Regions from separate parts of the Homo sapiens genome. Here region 2 is linked to region 1. A link is a contact called in ENCODE Hi-C or POLR2A ChIA-PET data. All regions are on one chromosome and are shown on one strand. Each heading gives the region's core, a stretch centred on a gene start or an enhancer-like site at or near the end of the contact. The rest is flanking DNA. Distances are from core to core; before and after follow the strand shown. Region 1 overlaps NAV1 (neuron navigator 1). Region 2 holds the start of SHISA4 (shisa family member 4).

Region 1 (3,386 bases), core at 400-2,899:
GGTTGCAGTGAGCTGAGATCATGCCAAGGCACTCCAGCCTGGGAGACAGTGAGACTCTGTCTCAAAAAAAAAAAAAAAAGAGCCATAAAAAGTCAGGGAATCATTGTTTTGGCTACCAGTGTGGAACAGGAATAATATAAACCAAAGCCTATGAGAGGAAGTGGCTCTAGGTCCACAGTAAACAGAAAAACCAGCTCCGGGGCTCTTGGTTCCTTTCCTATAAAGGGAGGCAGAAGCCAGAGGCCCTAGACGCTCCCCCTAAACCAGTCAGCATTATGCAAAAGGCTTGATTGAAGCCTCCCCTTTCCCACTAGAAGCAGAAAACCAATAGCGCCTGCCTAGGGTCAAGCTGTCCGGCTTAACGGAGGGACTGGGGGCTGGCTGCTCTGAGTCAGTGGCACCAGGAGGCTGGAGCTGCTACTTCTCTCCTACTCCTGTGAGTGAGTCATTTGGGGTGTGGCCCTCTCAGCAACTAAGCACTTTCTGGTGTCTTTGGCATGAGGCTGGTGGGTGACTTGGTGCTGAGAGATGTTCCAACAATTTCCTTGGATGGGGGAAGGCAGATGTCCAAGATTTCATCCGCTGGGTCCTAAACTGATAAGCCAAGCTCTGCCAGATCCCTGCTTCACTTGGGCTCCTGCTGGGGGCTTGGGGCTATGAGGGATGGCAGTAAGGGACAGATGTAAGGGGGTCCTGGAGCCCCCACCATCCACCTTTTTCCAGGACTTCCTTGGTCACCTCCCTTTCAGTAGTCAGGGTTCTGCTGGCCTGAGCAGAGGTAATCCCCAGAGAGTTTTGATTTATCTTACCATTTAAAATACTCGAGATGTCTGGGAGTAAAGGGCTGAGTGTCCAAGATGCGGGCATGGGCTGGGGATAGGGGGAGGAGTAGTACAAGGAAGGAGAAGGAGAAGGGTCATCTAAGCAGGAAGAACTACAGCCAACGGCTGAAAGCTACTTAAGACTAAGTGCAGTTCCACATCAGAGTTGCTGCAATCCCACAATGCACCGGGGTGACTGAAAGGTAGTGAGTTGGCCGGGCGCGGTGGCTCACGCCTGTAATCCCAGCACTTTGGGAGGCCAAGGCGTGTGGATCACTTGAGGCCAGGAGTTTGAGACTGGCCTGGCCAACATGGTGAAACCCCATCTCTACTAAAAATACAAAAATTAGCTGGGCGTGATGGCACACAGCTGTAATCCCAGCTACTCGGGAGGCTGAGGCAGTGGGCGACAGAATGAGACTCGGTCTTTAAAAATAATAACAAAATATTTTTAAAAAGCCTATGTTAAAAATAAAAAAAGAAAGGTAATGAGTTCTTTGTCATTGGTGGTATGTAAATATGTCCATGGGTGTGGTCCCATCCTCAGAATCCCAAATGGCCACACCCTGGGCTAAAGAAAGTCCTTTTCCACTGCCCCTGTGTCCCAACTTTGCTCTTAATTTTCCAGCCCCAGGAGTTGGAGAGGAATCTACTTCCAGTCTAACTGGGGAGGCTTCCTAGCCCTCACACAGCCTTCCTGCCCCACACCCCCCATGATTTCCCAATCTGGCTGTCTGTTCTGCCTCCCGCTGTCCCCAGAGCTTAGCCCAGCCCTCTGCCCCACTTGGAGCTGACAGCATGAGCTCATCTGGGCAGTCCAAGGAGCCAGCAAGGGAAATTCTGAGTCACAGCAGAGCCTGTGGCCAGGACTTTGCTCCAGAGAGAGGTGCCGTGGGAAGGCTGAGTGCCCCATGCAGCTGGAGGCTATGAGGTCTCTGCAGGGAGTGGGCTAGGGGGACACACCTAACAGGGCATGGAGCTGGGTGACACTGTGTGGGCCCTGTTGAGCACTCAAGCCTCCCTCAGTGGCTCGTAGAAGAGGCCAGGGGGCACCTAACTGACACAAGAGTGAAAAGACCCAGGTGTTGAGAAGGGAATTGATTCTAGACCCCTAGTTTAATGGAGACTTAGGAACAGGAAGAGAGCATTTAGTAAACCTTCTCTTGACAGATTGAGGAGACAGAGGTCTAATGAAGGAGACTGACTATCAAAGATCACACATTGAGCTGTGTAATGGCTTCCACTTCCTGGCTCCTAAGCTAGTGATTTTCAAGCTGATTTGCTGAAATGAAATGAAATGTTCAGGCACAAGCAGACAGAAGACAAAGCCAAGCTTCTCTTGTTGAGATAAATGGATTTCCTCCTCCTTCTGCAGTGGCTCCACGCATCAGGCCACCTGGCTGACCTGGCAGAGGTGTGGAGGGACCCGGGGGCCCTGCCCTCCAGAATGGGGTGGAGAGCCAGGAAGGCAGAGGGCATGACCCTCTCTGCAGCTCGAGCTTACCTGTGAGTCACCTGGGACCCTCGCAGGCTGGACATGGTCTCTTCCAGGTTCTGCCGGAGATCCAGGACATTCTGCACTGTCCTCTTTCTCTGGGACTCTGGGTCTGGTAGGGAGAGAAGGAAGAGCTGGGTGAGTGAAGAGAACTTAATGCTGGGATCCTGGGGGTCAGGAAGTGGAGATTGACAGTGTCCCCAGGAGGCTAGTCCCTGGGCCATGATAGTCACCTTCCTCCTCCCTTTCCCAAAGACAACCAACAGAATGGGCCCTCTCAAAGGCCCTGGACATGTGCCATTGAGCCCTCTGAACCCCAGATCCTGGCAGGGGGTACAGGCATGGCTTTCTGTGTCTGTGCACTCCTTTCAGAGCCCCCAAGGAACTGCCTCTACCTCTGGCTTTGTTTTGGGGAGGCCCTGCTTCTCATAGCAGAGGTCCTGGGCAAGATTTCTCGTGGTTGAGATGAGCTGGAACATCTGCCTGAAACCCCCTATCCAGGGTTGTGCTGGTAAATGTTTAACAACTGGCTTTCGGAGGAAGGGGACACCGATGTGTGGTGTTTGCCAATTTCCCTGGTATAAAGCCTCCTATCATGGCCACTTTCAATCTACCAATCTGATGTCACTGACCACAGAGTTAGGAAGAGGGGCTAACAATTGGCTCTGGGGAACTGGTACAAGCTGGCTTCAGTACACCTAAACCCAGGCACTGACTGGTAATATCTGGGGTTGCTCTATGGGGTCCCAGGAAGTTAGTTCAGATATAGTCTCCTAAAGGTGAGGTGGCTGGTGGGAGGTGGAAGGGATGAGCAGTCATTTTCTGGAGCTTGAAGTGAGCTCTGGGCAGTCCCCACACAAGTGGTGCAATCCTGAGTGAGAAGGATGCATGGGTGTGGCCCAATCCTCAGAATCCCAAATCACCAAGAGCCATTGTATTCAACCCTGGTGTCCAGATATTAGCCTGGACGGATGAGAATCTACAACAGCAAACAGGGTGAAAATAACGTCCAAATGACTGAGAGGTGCTTGAGCATGAAGGAACTCAAAGAATGTTCTTCCTTCCTTCAG
Region 2 (3,796 bases), core at 746-3,245, 180 kb before region 1:
CTAAGAGTCATATGTATGCATACACCCACTGCACCCACTATTGTTGACAGACTGCACTCCTGTACACATTTGAATCTTCATGTGTATGCACAGAAATGCACACAAAGTCTGATGTTCCATATATCCCAGGCACATTCTAATATTCACGGGTTTACAAGCATTTTTCTGGGTTTTCATGCTGGCAGGTGTGTGTATACAGAAGCACATACTACTACAGAATTTACCCAATCCATGAACTCTCTGCTGCCCATTATTGGACTTAGCCCAGCCCATCTGAGGCCCTTCTTGCCCAGTACTGGGTGTACCTTCAAATGGGCTCTGGAGCTGCTGGCGCCGGCGGTACAGGTAGCAACAGGAACAGAGGAAGCAGCAGATGGTGGTGGCAACCACAGCAACAAAGAGGATCACAGCTGAGGCGATGCCTGCTATGGTCTTGGGGCTTTAGACAAAGAACAGGTCCTCTCACCTTCCAACACTCATAGGACGGAGTCCTCATTATGCTGGCTCCAACTCCTGGCCAGCAGGGGGGCCATGGCATGCTGAGATTTGGGGTTCCTTGTGGGGCTCTGCCCAGTCCCTGTGAAGGAGATCTTAGAGGACCTCCACTTCCCAGAAGGCTATGCTGCCTGGCTGGCTAGTGTGAAGCATACGGGGATTTGCAGTGCGCCCCCAACCATTGCTTTTATATCTACAACTTAAATGATTAGACATACAGCATAACACTGAAAGGAGCCTTAGAAATAATCTAGAGCCATTTTTTCCAAACCCCGCTTCAATCAGAAGTCTCTATATCTATTTTATATATGATATATTAAAAAAAAGTTTGACAACCACTAATTTGGCAAGCAATGACCCATAGAAGGCAAGTGTCTTCTCCAAGATCACACAGCTAGTAAGAAGTGGACCTGGGAATCAAACCCAAGTCTCCTGCCTTTGTGCCAGAGCTTCTTCCACAAAGCTACACTGTCGTCCGGGTGTTAACCTTGAACCCTCCCTCCCCATGACCTGGCAGGACCAAAGGGAGGGCTCCAGAAAGAACCTGGAAACCCCGGGCCCAGTCAAAGCCTATGAAGGTAACTAACATGCCTTTTCTGGAACTCCCAGGCACCAGCACCTAAGCACCTAGCTCTGCCGCCAGGCTTGAGTCCTGGTGACTCTATTCAGCTAAGAATGTGGAGGTCGACAACGGAGGAGGCAGGAGTCCGGGAGGGAGGAAGAGGAGGCCTCTGGAGAAAAGGATAGAGGAGGTGGTGAGGGTGAGGAGGCAGGAACCCACCTGAAGGCCAGGCAGTGCTTCTGCTGCCTCTCGGTGATAAGCAAGGTCAGGTCCCTGCAGCAGTACCGATGGTAGCAGGTCCCGCAGCAGAAGGTGAAGAACTCGCAGTTAAACCCCGGATGCCAGGAGCCATTCCGGTCCAGGTACCACAGGCAGTCCTCGCCGGCCAGCACTGCGGGCAGGGATTGGGGGTGCCCAGTGGCCACCAGGCCAGTTCATCCCCAGCCGCGCTCGGCCCCACTCCCCCGGCGGTCCCCAGCCTGACGGCTCCCGAACACTGAGGGTTGCCCCTTGTCTCCACCCTGAGGGTCTCAGCCCCAGAGCCCCCGAGGCCTCTGCCTGAAGCTGACCCTGCACCCCGGGATCAGCCTCCCATGGCCCAGCATCCTGGAGCTCCCTCTTCCCGCTTCTTGAGGACCCAGCAACACCCAAGGCTCCCGTGGCAGCCGGAGGGTCTCGGAGAAGCCCCGAGCCCAAGCCCCTCGGATCGGTCCCTCCCCTTCCTCCGCCCCCATCCCACTCCTGCCGCATCTCTCCCCATCCCCTTACCCAGGGGAGCCCCCAGCACCAACAGAGCGATTGCGGTGAGCGGCGCGGCCCGGCGGAGCCCCGCGGGTGGCATGGTGGGGGCTGGGCGCGGCCGGGGTCGGGCCTCCCAGAGAAGGGACCGCAGGACCAAGCCGGCCAGCTGGAGCTGCGGCGGGGCCCAGCCCGCGGCCAGGCTCGGGCTCCTCTTCCGCCTCCTCTGGGGGTGGGACTAAGCGCCCCGCCCGCGCTAACCCAGCCGGCGCGGCTCCGCGCAGCGCCCAGGAGTCCACCCACCAGCGACGCCCACCTAGCCTCTGGAGCTGGGTGCCCCTCACCCAGCAGAGCACTGCCCTGCTCCCCCTGTCCCCGGCTCCGCGGTGGTTCCTCCCATCCGAGCCACCATGGGCACTGCGGGCAGTTGGGCACTGCGGCCAGGGAAGCCTGGCTGTGTCCTGGACCCGCCCCCGGCCTGGGCCCAATCACTATGCTGGACTCCAGAAGCCCTGATCCTGGTGCCACCTCCGAATGCCCAGACACATGGGCCAACCCTGGAGGAGCAGGGCTGGACCTTCACTTGTGGGGGACCTCCTCTGCCGCGTCCAGCCTGGGACATCCTGTCGGGGGCGGAGAGGGAAAGAGGCTGGATGTCACCCCGCCCCCATTCCCAGAACACAAGCACTCATTGAGAGGCATTCAGAGTGGCTTTGTCCCCAGCGGTGCCCACAGGCCTGAACCCTGCCAGCTGCACTGGCTCCCTACGATGGACCCTTCCCCCTTCAAGTGGACAGAGCTGGCATGCACCAGCCCATGGCCTCACTAGCAGGGAAGGCAGGCTGCTGGGGCCACCTGGGGCCCATCCAGTTAAACACTCTTCACAGTGAAAGCCCTTCACAGAGCAAGCCTGTACTGCAATAGCCACCGGAGCATAGGGAGGGCAACAGTTAATTTCAGGTGGGCAACAGTTAATTCCAGGTGGAGACAGTGTTTTAGGATGGGAGAGGTCAGTCTTCACAGGTTTATACTGAGTGCCAGTGACTATGCCCCATGCTACATGAGGTACCCTCCGAGGAACTGCAAATTAAGCCAGGGAGATCATCAAAAGCCTACCTTAATCCCCTGCCATGTACACCCTTTCACACACTTCTGGGCTTCCACATCTACCTCACTGGAATCTTTCCACAACTCCATGAACTAAGCAAGGTTCATCAGTGTTATCAATCGCATTTCACAGACTGAGAAACTAGGACTCATGGAGGTTAAAGAACTTGTTCAAGGTAATACAGCCAGTAAATGGTAGAGGCATCAGGAAGACCCAAATCTAAATCAGGGTTGATCCCCAGCCGCAACAGCAGACAGTGTAGACAGTGAGTATTTCTTGTGTTCTGGGGTGAGAGAATCAGGACAGGTCCATGGAAGGCCCAGTAGAATCTTAGTAGGTTAGGGAAGGACAGCCGAAAGAGGAGCTACCCCATCCTGGGCCCCTGTGGGTGCTGGCACACCTACCCAAGAGAGCTGGAATAGGAGAGGATAGGCTCCTGCCCCAGAAAGTTGCTGGTAGCCTGATGGGCAAGAGTATGTCCTCACGCAGGACACAGTCATAAATGCAGCAGCAGGGACAAAGAGAAACGCCTCTGAATCCAGCACCACCTACTCAGTGTGCCCATTGCCATCCATCTCCTCTTTCCTACACTAAAAGCTCCATGACTGCAGGGACCACGTGGCTGTGTTCAATGTGGCCATCCAGCCCTAGCCATCAGTGTTGTCATTGTTGGTTGAATCATCTTCAGATAAGGGACTGTCTTTCCTGCCCAGAGCTGAATCTCCCATGTGTACCCTTGACCCCTGCTGATTTGTCTCTTCATTATCCCATCTCTTTAGTGTCTTTAGCTTCTCACACCTTACCAGCTTCTTTTCCCTAGGAAATCTCAAGTCTCTCCTATTTAAAGCAAAGCAAAGCAAAGCAAACCAAACCAAACCACATCCTTCCTAAAA

The links. A loop is a pair of places that touch in the nucleus more often than their neighbours do. ChIA-PET counts read pairs that join two places held with the same protein, here RNA polymerase II (POLR2A). Pooled maps may share reads with other maps.
Region 2: a map of heart right ventricle shows a loop between it and region 1 (2.4-fold over the local background). The contact joins the promoter of SHISA4 here to the enhancer-like site in region 1. A Hi-C loop is called at or near these places in 3 of 168 maps with a recorded cell type or tissue (MCF 10A, gastrocnemius medialis and heart right ventricle) and 4 of 50 pooled maps. POLR2A ChIA-PET finds 5 or more read pairs at or near these places in 2 of 52 experiments (Panc1 and activated CD8-positive, alpha-beta memory T cell).

Annotation. Positions count from the first base shown.
Region 1 is chr1:201,711,859-201,715,244 of GRCh38, reverse strand. It overlaps NAV1 (neuron navigator 1), which reads right to left. Exons shown (of 34, transcript NM_001389617.1): 6 at 2,326-2,428. The region is part of intron 2 of IPO9-AS1 (IPO9 antisense RNA 1); the gene reads left to right. Among named protein-coding and RNA genes, the nearest start is that of MIR5191, 6.0 kb to the left of the region's middle. RefSeq lists enhancers at 1,490-1,784, 1,628-2,316. Within about 2 kb of position 1,649, at least 35 of the 41 ENCODE cell types and tissues checked have a DNase peak (open chromatin) inside an H3K27ac peak, as active enhancers do; they include Panc1, gastrocnemius medialis and heart right ventricle, where a contact is called at or near this core.
Region 2 is chr1:201,887,097-201,890,892 of GRCh38, reverse strand. SHISA4 (shisa family member 4) reads right to left here and starts at 1,995. Exons shown (of 5, transcript NM_198149.3): 1 at 1,826-1,995; 2 at 1,277-1,448; 3 at 306-439. The coding sequence starts at 1,898. RefSeq lists enhancers at 1,858-2,152, 1,993-2,502.